2 separate regions of the Homo sapiens genome follow, and region 2 is linked to region 1. A link is an interaction called in ENCODE POLR2A ChIA-PET data of the cell type or tissue named here. Cell type or tissue: GM12878. All regions are shown on one strand. Links, peaks and the distances in the headings refer to the core of each region. The heading gives the core; the rest is flanking DNA.

What was found. ChIA-PET counts read pairs that join two places held together with the same protein. Peaks named below come from ENCODE experiments on the same cell type or tissue, not always from the same donor. Only the 100,000 strongest peaks of a DNase experiment are listed, where the experiment ranks them.
Region 2: POLR2A ChIA-PET joins it to region 1 with 7 read pairs; 10 of 35 experiments call an interaction of 5 or more read pairs at or near these places.

What each region holds. Positions count from the first base shown.
Region 1 is chr19:7,212,059-7,216,309 of GRCh38, reverse strand. The region is part of intron 2 of INSR (insulin receptor); the gene reads left to right. Among named protein-coding and RNA genes, the nearest start is that of INSR, 80 kb to the left of the region's middle. RefSeq lists enhancers at 2,652-3,197, 3,198-3,744. In GM12878, for the core only: a CTCF peak has its summit at 2,703; a DNase peak (open chromatin) is centred at 2,141; H3K27ac peaks cover 2,697 bases.
Region 2 is chr19:7,262,323-7,266,841 of GRCh38, reverse strand. The region is part of intron 2 of INSR (insulin receptor); the gene reads left to right. Among named protein-coding and RNA genes, the nearest start is that of INSR, 30 kb to the left of the region's middle. In GM12878, for the core only: no CTCF peak of the experiment used is centred there; no DNase peak of the experiment used is centred there.

The DNA.
Region 1 (4,251 bases), core at 1-4,000:
CTCTCTTGCCCAGGCTGGAGTGCAATGGCACGATCTCAGCTCACTGCAACCTCTGCCTCCTGGGTTTAAGCAATTCTCTTGACTCAGCCTCCCAAGTAGCTGGGATTACAGGTGCACGCCACCACACCTGGCTAATTTTTTGTACTTTTAGTAGAGACGGGGTTTCACCATGTTGGTCAGGCTGATCTAGAACTCCTGACCTCAGGTGGTCCACTCACCTTGGCCTCCCAAAGTGCTGGGATTATAGGCGTGAGCCACCGTGCCCAGCCTGCTTCCATCTTCTTAGCCACTTTTCCCTCAGGTGAGACCATGAGATTAGGAACCTGTTTCAATTCCCGTCGGAATTTCCCAACAGAGCTGGGGCTTTGTGATTCGAATATGTTCAGAGAAGGAAGCAGAAGGAAGCAGAAATGAAGGATGTTATCAGAAAAGGAGACTCAGGGTTGGGTGTGGTGGCTCACGCCTGTAATCCCAGCACTTTGGGAGGCCAAGGTGAGTGGATCACCTGAGGTCAGGAGTTTGAGACCAGCCAGGCCAACATGGTAAAACCCTGTCTCTACTAAAAATTACAAAAATTAGCCAGGCGTGGTGGCATGCGCCTGTAATTCAAGCTACTCGGGAGACTGAGGCAGGAGAATCACTTGAACCCGGGAGGCGAAGGTTGCAGTGAGCCAAGATCATGCCACTGCACTCCAGCCTGGGTGACAGAGCAAGACTCCATCTCAAAAAAATAAATAAATAAATAAATAAATACAGGAAAAGGAAGCTCGGTAGTTTTCAGGGGCTGCTGGCGTTTCCAAGCTTTAGGCATTTTGCTTTGAGTCTTTTTCTGTCTTTCGAGTCATCCTGAAGTGGAACCGAGAGAGGACTGAGTGGGTGGAGGGGGTGGTGGTGGGGACGGCTGTCTGCTCTGCTGGAATTGAGAGTCTGGGAGATCATTGTGGTGTTTTTGGAGTGATTCTTAACCCCAGATATAGACAGTGACACAAGGGGCATAAATACGAGGAACAGTGACCTTCCCTGGTGTCCTTGTTTGAAGCATTTGACCATCTGGGCAAGGCCTGGGAGTGTCTGAACTGGCTGGTGCTTCCATGAACAAGCACAGACTCAGAGCCCATGGTCCTGGGTTCGAATCCTAGTTCTTCCACTTCTTTGCTGTATGACCTTTGTCTACAAAAAATAAAAATTTAGCCAGGCACAGTGGCGTGTGCCTGTAGCCCCAGCTACTCGGGAGGCTGAGGCAGGAAGATCCATTGAGCCCAGGGGTCGAGGCTGTAGTGAGCTATGATTGCACCACTGCACTCCAGCCTGGGCAACAGAAGCAGACCCTGAAGAAAGAAAGAAGCTGGGAAGACAGGGAAGAAGGAAGGAAGAAAGGAGGGAGGGAGAGGGGAAGGAAGGAAGGAAAAAAAAGGGAGGGAACAAGGAAGGAAGGAAGGAGGTGGGGACGGAGGGAAGAAGGAAGGAAGGAGGGAGGGAAGGAAGGAAAGGGAGGGAGGGGAGGGAGGAGGGAGGGAGGGAAGAAAAAAAGGGAAGGGAAGGAACTTTGGAACTACTGAACATCTCTGTTTCCTCATCTATAAAAAGAGGGATAAGTCATCATCATATCTTCCTCTATGGTCATTGAGTGGATGAAATAAGACAGCATTTGCAAATCCCCTAATGCATACCTGGCCCCTGATTTTGTTCCTTGGGCTGCAGCGATGATAGAGGTTTAAAACCTCCAAACGCTGTGTTGAAATCTCTCACGTGGACAACCAGCCCACCAGCAGAGAATGTCATTTTTCCATCCTGGGTAAACAGGGTAGAGAAGAATGAGGACCTCAGGCCAGGTTAGAGAGACCTCGCTTGGTGACCTTGGGAAGGCTTTTAACTTTTAACTTTAATGCTAACATCTGGTTCCCTCCAGTTAGGCAGTCGGCGGCCTAGCCGTCTTGTCTTGAAGTTTCTCTTGCCTTCCATCATGGGTTTATTTGTTCAGCAAATGTTTATGGAGGGCCAGCACAGGGGGGAATAAGAACTAGAGTTCTGGGAGGACGTGTGAAGAAACAAGTTCCGAGCCCCAGGGAGGAAAGAGGTCATTGCCTCCCTCTGGGGAAAATGTCTCTTCTCATACCTGGTTCACTTCTTAAATGGAATTTCCCCCTTCAGATGAGTAAGGCGTTTAATCACAAAGAGAAAACACCTTCATCACATAGCCATCCTTAAAAGGCATTTATTGTGAAGCTGGTTCATAGACTTCTCGCCCAGGTTGCTAACAGCCAACCTGTCTGGGTTTTGGGAAGTTAAAGTGTCTGTATCCCATTTCCTTTTTTTTTTTGAGACAAAGTCTTGCCCTGTCACCTAGCCTGGAGTGCAATGGCACAATCTCTGCTCACTGAAACCTCTGCCTCCCGGGTTCAAGCGATTCTCCTGCCTCAGCCCTCCCGCGTAGCTGAGATTGCAGGCGTGCACCACCACGCCTGGCTAATTTTTTGTATCTTTACTAGAGATGGGGTTTCACCATGTTGGTCAGGCTGGTCTCGAACTCCTGACTTCGTGACTCACCAGCCTCAGCCTCCCAAAGGGCTGGGATGACAGGCGTGAGCCACTGTGCCCAGCCAGTTCTGACTTTTTAACTTGTGATTTGACTTTTCCTGTCTGAAGTCTTTCTCTGCTGGACGTGAGTTGTTGAAGGTGTTGCTTTTCTTTGTAGACAATTAGAGGCGCTCATGCACTGGGCTATGGACAATAATACTTTGAAGATGTGCAAATGATTTGCAACCTTTGTTGCATAAATTATCCCTCTGAGATGCTGTTTGGCTTGATAAATAAAGGACCTGCAAGAGAGAATTTATCTTGAGCATTCCTTGGGGGAGAGAAGCAAAGGGGAAGTGAATGCTGCATAATAATTCTTTGCATACTTTATGGAGGGTGGGTTCCTGCAGTGCCCTGTAGGGTTTTTTGTTTGTTTTTTTTTTTTTTTTTTGAGATGGAGTCGCTCTGTAGCCCAGGCTGGAGTGCAATGGTGCGATCTTGGCTCACTGCAACCTCCGCCTCCCGGGTTCAAGCGATTCTCCTGCCTCAGCCTGCCAAGTAGCTGGGACTACAGACGTGCTCCACCACGCCCAGCTAATTTTTGTATTTTTAGTAGAGACAGGGTTTCACCGTGTTAGCCAGGATGGTCTCGATCTCCTGACCTCGTGATCCGCCCACTTCGGCCTCCCAAAGTGCTGGGATTACAGGCGTGAGCCACCGCGCCCGGCCCCCTGTAGTGGTTTAAAGCATCTTCACTGTTATTCTAAGCCTCACATTTTAAACAGAGCTGAAAAAGGACTCTAATTGCTGGCCTGGGATCCTTGTGTGCTGTAGGAATTCACTGAGGGGGCGGGGCTGGAGAGGGCTGCTAGAGGGTGGTACAGAAGCAGATGGAACTTTCTCTCTGGCTGGACACAGTAGCTCACACCTGTAATCCCAGCACTTTGGGAGGCTGAGGTTGGTGGATCACCTGAGGTCAGGAGTTCGAGACCAGCCTGGCCAACATGGTGAAGCCCCGTCTTTACTAAAAATACAAAAAATTAGCAGGACGTGGGGGTGGGTGCCTGTAGTCCCAACTACTTGGGAGGCTGAGGCAGGAGAATCGCTTGAACCCGGGAGGTAGAGCTTGCAGTGAGCCGAGATCATGCCATTGCACTCCAGCCTGGGCAACAAGAGTGAAACTCCATCTCAAAAAAACCCAAAAATAAATTTAAAGAAAAATTTTCTCTCTGATTCTGCCTGCCTGCCTGCTAGACTGGAAGCACCATGAGGTCAAGGTCCACGATGTCTTGTCGCTATTGAAGCGCCTCCAAAACATGGCAGACCCTCAGCAAATCTTGGACAGATGAATGGGCATTCGATTCAACATGTGTCTGCTAGGTGGGAGCTGAGCGGGAATCGCAGGGCTTGGGTCCCGGGGATGATGGGGAATGGCAGTGTGACTGTGGGGAAGCCAGGGGAATGGGGTGCTGGAGCCCCCAAAGCTATAAATCAGGGCCTGATGAACAGACAGACAGATGGACCAACTTAACCATTTCAGCCCCATCGGCTTTGATGATTTCCCTCTGGCTCTGGCAAGAGTCTCGCTCACCAAGTGGTTCTCACCCTAGGGTGGGTCTGGATATTTCTGGGGACATCTGTGGTTGTCACACGTCGGGGTGGGGGGAGATGCTCCTGACATGGAGTGGGTGGAGGCCAGGGATACTGCTCAGCACCCTGCAATGTACAAGACGG
Region 2 (4,519 bases), core at 236-4,235, 50 kb before region 1:
AAACGAAAAAAAAGCAAAACATTCATCTTATTCCACAACGCATGTCGCCGAGAGTAGTTTATTGGGGGTTGTTCCTTCTAGTGATCTTCAGGAATCTGTCGTGTCTACTGAAGGTTTCCTTAACCATTCCTGTTATTGGGCATTAAGATGATTTCCAGGCCGGGCACGGTGGCTCAGGCCTGTAATCCCAGCACTTGGGGAGGCTGAGGCGGGTGGACCACTTGAGGTCAGGAGTTCGAGACCAACCTGACCAACACGGTGAAACCCCATCTCTACTAAAAATACAAAATTAGCCGGGCGTGGCGGTGCACGCCTGTAGTCCCAGCTACTTGGGAGGCTGAGGCAGGAGAATCACTTGAACCCGGGAGGCGGAGGTTGCAGTGAGCCGAGATTGTGCCATTGCACTCCACCCTGGGCAACCAGAGGGAAACTCCTTCTCAAAAAAAAAAAAAAAAAAAGATAATTTCTAGTTTTCACAAAGAGAGTGATGAACATTTTAGAGTCAAAGCTTTATCTAGCAGTTGTTTCTTTAGGCTTGCTTTCCAGAAGTGCAATTTCTGGGTCAGAGGCTCTTGGTGCAGATTGACAAATGGTGTTCCGGAAATGTTGTGCCAACGGCCACTCCTCCTAGCTTTGGAGGAGAGGGAACACCTTGGCCAGCTTTGAGTGTTATTTGAAAAATCTTTCATAATTTACTGCGGGAGGGAGGAGCTGACGTGTTGTCATTGTTTCTATTTGCATTTCTTTGATTGCTATCGGGGTTGAACCTTTTAAAACATGTTTATTTATCATTTGAGTTTTCTCTTCCTGTTCATATCCTTTGCCCATTTGTCTTTTAGTACCTCAGTAGCTTTTGCAAAATTAATCTGTATGTGGTTTTCATCAGTGAAGGCTACTAACCCTTTGCCAATTGCATTTTGTTGTTTTTGTTGTTCAGTGGTTTAAATGCTCTGGGAAGTGTTTTGCTGGAGAAGCTTAAAATGTTTATGGAGTTCAGAGCTGGATTTCAGTGTGCCACTTCTGTACTTTACACTTAGAAAGTCTTCTTCTACCCATGAAAGGTTTTTTTTCTCTACATTTTATATTTTAATTTTTTTTTTTTTTTTGAGATGGAGTTTCACTCTTGTTGTTAAGACTGGAGTGCGATGGTGCAATCTCGGCTCACTGCAACCTCTGCCTCCCGGGTTCAAGCGGTTCTCCTGCCCCAGCCTCCCAAGTAGCTGGGATTACAGGCACCCACCACCAAGCCCAGCTAATTTTTGTATTGTTAGTAGAGACGAGATTTCACTACGTTGACCAGGCTGGTCTCGAACTCTCAGGTGATCCACCCACCTCGGCCTCCCAAAGTGTTGGGATTACAGGCGTGAGCCACCGCGCCCAGCCTATATTTTAATTATTATTATCTAAAAAAATTCATCCTCACTACTTGAGATCTGTTTGTGTGTGTGACTCAACGGGCGTTTCGTTTCTCTCCCAAATAGCTAACTGGGGGCCTCAGACAGCTGTTGATTATAGAAATCTACCTCTTTGCCATTGCTTTGGGGTCTGTTTCTGGTGTGTCCATAGATCTGCCTCTCCATGCCACAGAGCGGTGACTGTTCTGATCATGGTAGTGACTGTTCTGATCATGGTAGTTTTATCATGTTTTCATGCTCAAGGAGGCAATTCCACATTCACACATTACTTGTTTGTTGTTTCATGGACTTCTTTTCACATTTCCCTGGGAAGAACTAGGGAACATGCGATGGAGGTGGGAAGAAGTTAAGTGGGTGGCTTGAGGGTTGTATCACAAAAGATAGAAGGGAGGGGAGAAAGGAGGATCTTCTTATCTGAGCCCAACGCTCTGGGGAAGCCACCCAGAGTGAGTGAGTCCTTAAATAGACCTAAATAGAATCCTTGGAATTGTCTGTGAGGACTCCCTTGGAGCCCCCAGCATGAGTCCTTCCATGGGACATGTTGGATGGTTGGAAATCGGGAGTGGGATAGTTGAAAAAGGAAGATGGGTTAGTGAAGGGTGGTGGGAGAGGGGACCGTTATTATTGCACTGTGGAAAAATCCTGAGAATATTGTAGGTCAGGGGCAAGGAGAAGCTAAACTATGACCAGAGAGGTTACTTAACTTGCCCAGAGCCACACAGCTAATAAAAGACAGAACTGGGGTTTGTGCCAAATTTATGCAAGACATACACCAGAATAAAAGCTATGATTTTTTGGAGGAGTGGGAAGGATGTCCTCTCTGTTTAGAAACAAGTGAGCTGCTTCTAGCTGGGACACCAGGGGAAACAGTGAACATTCTTTTATTCTATTACTGAGTTTTCCAAATGTAGTGCTTGTTTGAAAAGCTCTAGGCCTACCTATCTTGAGATATAATTTAAGACATTCCTCTATGAATTTATTTTTGTATCTGTTTTAGACAAAATATCCAGAATGGTGTTATCTGCAATTGAGTCTCCTGCTCCCTGCTGGGTGTTCAGTTGTTGTTGCTGTTGTTTGTTTGTTTGTTTGTTTTTGAGACAGAGTCTCGTTCTGTCACCCAGGCTGGAGTACAGTGGCACAATCTCGGCTCACTGCAACCTCCACCTCCTAGGTTCAAGCAATTTTCCTGCCTCAGCCTCCCAAGTAGCTGGGATTACAGGTGTCACCACATCCGGCTACTTTTTTTTTTTTTTTTTTGAGATGGAGTTTCGCTTTTGTTGCCCAGGCTGGAGTGCAATGGCATGATCTTGGCTCACCGCAATTTCTGCCTCCTGGCTTCAAGCGATTCTCCTGCCTCAGCCTCCCGAGTAGCTAGGATTACAGGCATGCGCCACCACACCCAGCTAATTTTGTATTTTTAGTAGAGATGGGATTTCTCCATGTTGGCCAGGCTGGTCTCGAACTCCCGACCTCAGGTGATCTGCCCGCCTTGGCCTCCCAAAGTGCTGGGATTACAGGGGTGAGCCACCGTGCCTGGCCAACACCTAGCTAAGTTTTGTGTATGTTGTAGAGACAGGGTTTGGCCATGTTGGTCAGGCTGGTCTCAAATTTCTGAGCTCAAGCACCTCGGCTTCCCAAAGTGCTGGGATTACATGCATCGGCCACTGTGCCTGGCTGTGCCTGGCTGTGCCTGATGTTTTGAGTGAATTAAAAATTGCTTTGCTATTAAGAACCAGGCTTTTGTGTCCAGGAGGTCGAAGCTGCACTGAGCCCTGTTCATGCCACTGAGCTCCAGCCTGGGTGACAAACTGAGACTCTATCTCAAAAACAAAAGAAAACAAAAACAAAAATGAACACAAAACAAAACAATAAAAAGAACCGGGCTTGTTTTTCCAGTACTGGGGGTTTTGTTACCCGGAGAAGGTGCGACTAACACTTCCCGGGGTACCGGGTTCCTGGCATGTGGTATATATCTCAGCCATCCATTAGTAGCAGTATCCCCAGGGGGCCAAAAAATGATTGTTTTTTGAACTGTTGCCCCTGTCTTTGAGAGCAACTCAGCTTCAGCTTTCTTTCCCCTCTTCAATTTCTTGTATTGTGATAAAATACACATAGAATAAATTTTTCATCTTAACTTTTTTTTTTTTTGAGATGGAGTCTTGCTCTGCCACCTAGGCTGGGGGGCAGTGGTGTGATCTCAGCTCACTGCAACCTCCGCCTCCTGGATTCAAATGATTCTCCTGCCTCAGCCTTCCGAGTGACTGGGACTTATAGGCACCAGCCACCATGCCCGGCTAAGTTTTGTATTTTCAGGACAGAGGGGGCTTTGCCATGTTGGCCAGGATGGTCTCAAACCCCTGGCCTCGAGCAATACACCCACCTCAGCCTCGCAAAGTGCTGGGATTACAGGTGAGTGCCACCGCGCCTGGCCCCATCTTAACCATTTTAAGTCCACAGTTTTCAGTGGCATTAAGCACGTTCACGTGGTTTTGCAACCATCACCACCACCATCTCCCAAACTTTCTCATCCTCCCAAACTGAAACTCTGTCCCCATGAAACACTCACTCCACCATCTCCCTCTCCCAGCCCCCTGGCACCTACCATCCTATTTTCTGTCTCTATGAATGTGATGACTGTAGGGACCTCCTGTGAGTGGAATCAGACGGGATTTATCCTTTTGTGCCTGGCTTATTTCACTGAGCATGTTGTCCTCAAGGTTCATCCACGTGGTAGCCTGTGTCGGAAATTCTTTCCTTTTTAAGGCTGAATCATGTTCCATTGTATGGAGGGAGCACATTTTGCCTGTGTATTCATCCATCTACGGGCACTTGGTCGCTTTCACATTTCTGCCATTGTGAATCAGGGCCACTGCTGTTGACGCATCTAGCTTTTCAATGCCTGCATTAACCTTGTTGCTGAGGCTTTAGGAAACTTATTTATTTATTTATTTTTTGAGACGGAGTTTTGCTCTCGTCGCCCAGGCTGGATTGCAATGGTGCGATCTCAGCTCACTGCAACCTCTGCCTCCCGGGTTCAAGCGATTCTCCTGCCTCAGCCTCCCGCGTGGCTCGGATTACGGGCACCTGCCACCACGCCCAGTTAA